2 separate regions of the Homo sapiens genome follow, and region 2 is linked to region 1. A link is a loop called in an ENCODE intact Hi-C map of the cell type or tissue named here. Cell type or tissue: Caco-2. All regions are shown on one strand. Region 1 overlaps CAND1.11 (a long non-coding RNA gene). Region 2 overlaps IRAG1 (inositol 1,4,5-triphosphate receptor associated 1).

Region 1 (2,500 bases):
GAGTTTGCATAAGTTTACTGGCTTATTTCCAGAAAAACAAGTTCCCTTTCTCCTGCTAGATAAAAGTGGGAGACATATGCAGTCTCAGCAGCAATAGAAAGCCACTCTGAGACTAAAACAGGGGCAAGCCCTAGATGGAAGCTCTCATTGTGAATGGCAGAGTGGAGTGATGGAAAATAGAACTCCCTGATAAAGTTGTTGAACTCCTAAATGGACCCATCCTCAATCCTGTCATACTTCTATTGTATAAACCAATCATCTCCTTCACTTAGTAACCCATAGTGAGTTGAGCTTTCTGCTCCTTTTAATGGAAGCCATCTTAATTAATACATTATAGCACAGGATTTACTATGGGCATTAAATGGGATATAGCATTCACAGTATCTGTCTCATGCTGAAAAAAGAAAAAAAATTCATAGTATTTAGCACAGAATTTATATATGACCCCTGCCCTTCCAGTCCAAGGGCATTAATGGAAAAGACCATAGTTTCTCAGGCCTTTGTTGGATAGGGAAGAAGAGGGCATGTGTGGACTCCAACACGACCTTAACCTGGTTTGAGGCTTGAATATCTTGCCTGGGCTAGAAAGGTGGCCCCTCTGGACTGGCTTTAATTTTAGGATCAGTCCCTTTAGAGGGAGTAGATCTTGTAAGCTGGGGTTTCCCTAGCCCTTGGCAAGTATACATGTTGAAGAGGGTTGGGAGACAAAGAGGGAAGAAAGGAGAGAACCATGACTTGCTGGTGTAATAACAAAAGGTCCTACCTATCTTTGGGATCGAGATTAATCTCTCCTGTCTTTCTTCTTTTTCCTCCTTTCTTCCTTACATTTTTTCGCACTCCCAGTTCTCATTAGGGCTGAAGAAGAAAGGGAAGTCAAAGCTGGGATGGCAAAGGAGTGGAAGTATATGCCAGAGGGAGAAAGGGGAACTTGTGTAAGCTAATTCTGATGACTTTGCATTCAAGTGTAGCACAGATCTCAGTTTTCAGACTAAATGGTAGCTTTAGACTCCTATCGGAGGTTGGCAAGGCTGGTTTCTTGGAGTTTTTGCATGAAGAACAGGAAACTAGGCAGAGCAGCCTGGTTCAAGGACAAAGGGTTATGTTATGACTAATAGGAAGGAGGAATCATTTGGAGTACACACAGTGGCTGTAAGTCAGATTTCGGTCATTTCATTACCCCCAGATTTAGCCTAAGTCACCAGGGAGAGGAGACTGCAATAAAAGAAAAATTAACAAAAAGCTGACATGACTGAAATCTGAAGGAACTTGATTCACATGACATTACTGCTTTGCAGTTGTGCTGTATTACAAGGGTAGAGCTCATTTGTCCTAGTGTTAGCATACTGCACTTGAGAGTATGCTAGAACACAGGATGGAAAAGGAGTGTGAGAAAACATTACTTCACAAAAGTGGGTCAAGGGTGCCATGTTCCAACTGTGAAATGGATGCTTAGAAATGAAAATAGAACTCCAGTGTGGTCTGACCAGAACAGGATTGAGCTGCCACCCTCTTATCGGGACACTAGATTTATGGCTGTGGTCAAGAATTGCCCTAATCTTGTTTTTATCAGTCACATTCCAATAATGCCTCATAATGAATCCATGGTCAATTAAAAGCCCAGTTGTTTTTTACATGAACTGCTGCCAAGTCAGGAATCCCTGTGAATTTGTGTTGTTGATTTTCTTTGAACCAAATACAGAACTTTACAATGATTCTTCTTGAAAGTCATGCTGGTCAGATTATTTTGCATCTTGCTTATTTTGTCTATTAGCTATTACTCTAAACTTTGTGCTTACCTTCTTCATCATTTAAGACACGTATAAAAATATTGACTAGGGCCAGGTGCAGTGGTTCATGCCTGTAATCCCAGCAGTTCTGAAGGCTGAGGTGGGAGGATTGCTTGAAGCCAGGAGTTTAAGACCAGCCTGGGAAAAAAAGTGAGACCCCCATCTCTACAAAAAATTAGAAATAAAATCAGTTGGGTCTGGTGATATGTGCTTGTAGTCCCAGCTACTTGGGAGGCTGAGGTAGAAGGATTGCCTGAGCCCAGGAGCTTGGGGCTGCAGTGAGCTGTGATCACTCTACTGCCCTTGTTCCAGCCTGGGTGACAGAGTGAGTGTGTGTATAGCTATTCAGTCAGTGGCCAAACCATATATATATATATATATATATATATATATTTTTTTTTTTTTTTTTTTTTTTTTTAGGCAGGATCTCACTCTGTTGCCCAGGTTGGAGTGCCGTGGCATGATCTCGGATTACTGTAGCCTCAACCTTCAGGGCTCAGGTGATCCTCCCACCTCAGCTTCCTAAGTAGCTAGGACTACAGGCACACTCCACCATGCCTGTATAATTTCTGTACTTTTAGTAGAGATGGGGTTTTGCCATATTGTCCAGGCTGGTCTTGAACTCCTGGGTTCAAGTGAACCACCTGCCTCGACCTCCCAAAGTGCTGGGATTACAGATGTGAGCTACCATGCCTGGCCTCATGGTACTTTTA
Region 2 (2,500 bases), 330 kb after region 1:
CCAAGGCTCAGAGAGACTCTGGTGTTCATCCTAGTGGCTCAGAGCTCCCAGATTTGTCTCCTGCAAGTAAAAGAGACTCAGTCCTGGTCTTTGCTGTGGACAGTCCCAGGTCTGTGCTGGGCTTGCCCCATGTCTGTGCTGTGCTCAGTCCCAGGTCCGTGCTGTGGTCAGTCCCAGGTCTGTGCTGTGGTCAGTCCCAGGTCAGTGCTGTGGTCAGTCCCAGGTCCGTGCTGTGGTCAGTCCCAGGTCCGTGCTGTGCTTGCCCCGTGTCTGTGCTGTGCTCAGTCCTAGGTCTGTGCTGTGGTTACCCCATGTCTGTGCTGTGCTCACCCCATGTCTGTGCCGTGCTCAGTCCTAGGTCTGTGCTGTGGTTACCCCATGTCTGTGCTGTGCTCACCCCATGTCTGTGCTGTGCTCAGTCCCAGGTCTGTGCTATGGCTGCCCAAGGTCTGTGCTGTGGCTGCCCAACGTCTGTGCTGTGCTCAGTCCCAGGTCTGTGCTGTGCTTGCCCCAGATCTGTGCTGTGCTTAGTCCCAGGTCTGGGCTGTGCTCAGTCCCAGGTTGGTCTGGTTTCAAAGCCCCAGTTCTTTCCACTATCCCTGTACTCATGATGACTCCCCCAAAACAGAGGTTTTTGTTCCACAGGTGAGACATGAGGCCTAGTGTGGAATCCCTCCTGGAAGAGAGCCAGCCACAGTGTCTGGCCAAGTAGGTATTTGTGCTGTGCTGAACAAGTGGGTAAGTGAGTGACTGAAGGGGGTACAGCCACCCCCCAGTGTGTGGTGGAAGCCCCAGGATTCTCTCCTGAAAGTGGATCTAGATTGAAGGGAATTGTGCAGGAGCAGGAATGGTGAAGGGCGGAGATGCAGGGAGAAAGCCTCGGTGGCAACAGAAAAGGGAGGATGAGGAAGTGGAAGTCACTTCCCCCAAGACTGTGTCCCCTAAACAAAGTCACGTTTCGGGAGGCTGGCCCTGAGAACCCCGACAATCCTGGGGTTTGCACCTCTGTGGGAAACCTTCTTAGGGCCCGATTTTCTCCAGCCCTGCTCTCCGCTCCTGTGGAGCTCGTATAGGCTTTGTTGGCTGGGGGTGCCCTGGGAAGGAGCCAGCACCTGCTCAGACCAATGACAGGAAATAAGCCTAAACATCTCCCCAGGTTTCCTTTCCAGCTTGTTCACTTCAGGAATTCTTTTTTTAAAAATAGGTCCACTTGAAAAAATTTTTTCTTCTTCAAAATATGTACAATTGCTCAATCGGAGGCAGTTCAAAGGCACCGAGAATAGCAGCAAAGTATCTGAGCCTCCCATTTAGCGCCTAGCAGATATAAATCTTGCCCAGTTCTGTTTGTTCCAGGCTGCTCAGCAGCCTCTTCCCTGAGTCACTCACTCAAGAGTGACATGAGTCATCATCCTGGGGTCAAGGACCACACGGCATTCTGGGTCTGTGAGATCCCATAAAGGGCAGGGCACCGAGGGGTCTCCAGGAAGACATGGAGGATCAGGAACTGTCTCCTAGGCCCTAGGCTTGGCTCTGCCTCCCCACATGGGTGACTTTAGAGAGTCACTAAGCCTGAGAAGTAGGTGGATTTCTGGGCCCTTCTAACTTGTACTTTGGAGGAATCTCTTTAGTGGTGCACAGGAGCCTGCTTGTTCCAGCTCATAAGAGTCTAATGTAATTTTCAAGAATTCTGTGAACTGGTGGTTAAACACAGACATTATTAAAAAATAAATTACATGAACTCACATTAAACAAAAAGGAGATAAATACTCAAAATAACTGCTTTTTAATTATTTTACTACATTTTACTATTATCTATGCTCTTCTGAAGATTTATTTCTATTGTCTCTGCATAGCGGAAACTATATAATGATTTGCTACTGCCCATCTCTTCTCAGTTCCATGATCAGTGAGGGTGAGTTAGTAGCTTGCCATTGGTCATAGTGGGAGTATCTATACCATGGAAATTGGCAAACACTATGTACATATCAGGGCCTTTTCCCCCCAGAGAGCTGGCCGTGGAACATTGCCAGCACACCACTGAGCTACTCAGCCCCAGGCTCCCTGATTCTTGCTCCTACCAGGGTGCAGAAGGAACACAGATGACTTTAGTATCACCCCAAGATAGCACAGTTATGGAGACTTCATTGCCAATTGTCTTTGGACAACTTTTCCCAAGTGGACTATGAATCCCTTATCCTCAACACATCCCTGACAGAGCTCATTGTTTCTTTCCCTCCCCAGCCCACTCCTCCTGTGCCCCAGAGAATGGCACTCAAGCTACAAACCTAGAAGTCACCGTGACTCCTTCATTTCTGTCACCCTCCACATTCAATTAGATGACTCTGAGTCCCATCAATCCTAGTTCAGAAATGCCCTTCCTCCCATCCCTGGCACCCCTGCCCATGGCTCTGTGTGACCTGAGTCACTGCAACAGCCTCATTTGTCTCCTTACCTCTGGCCTGGTCCCTTCCAATGACCCTCCATAATGATACCAGAGCAG

Evidence for each region. A loop is a pair of places that touch in the nucleus more often than their neighbours do. Peaks named below come from ENCODE experiments on the same cell type or tissue, not always from the same donor. Only the 100,000 strongest peaks of a DNase experiment are listed, where the experiment ranks them.
Region 2: it touches region 1 in a loop (10-fold over the local background); 2 of 110 quality-filtered maps call a loop at or near these places.

What each region holds. Positions count from the first base shown.
Region 1 is chr11:10,327,476-10,329,975 of GRCh38, forward strand. The region is part of intron 1 of CAND1.11 (a long non-coding RNA gene); the gene reads left to right. Among named protein-coding and RNA genes, the nearest start is that of CAND1.11, 20 kb to the left of the region's middle. RefSeq lists a silencer at 1,247-1,541. In Caco-2, no CTCF peak of the experiment used is centred here; a DNase peak (open chromatin) is centred at 1,496.
Region 2 is chr11:10,658,520-10,661,019 of GRCh38, forward strand. All of the region lies in intron 1 of IRAG1 (inositol 1,4,5-triphosphate receptor associated 1), which reads right to left. Among named protein-coding and RNA genes, the nearest start is that of IRAG1, 34 kb to the right of the region's middle. RefSeq lists an enhancer at 650-1,849 and a silencer at 903-1,197. In Caco-2, no CTCF peak of the experiment used is centred here; DNase peaks (open chromatin) are centred at 202, 464 and 1,362.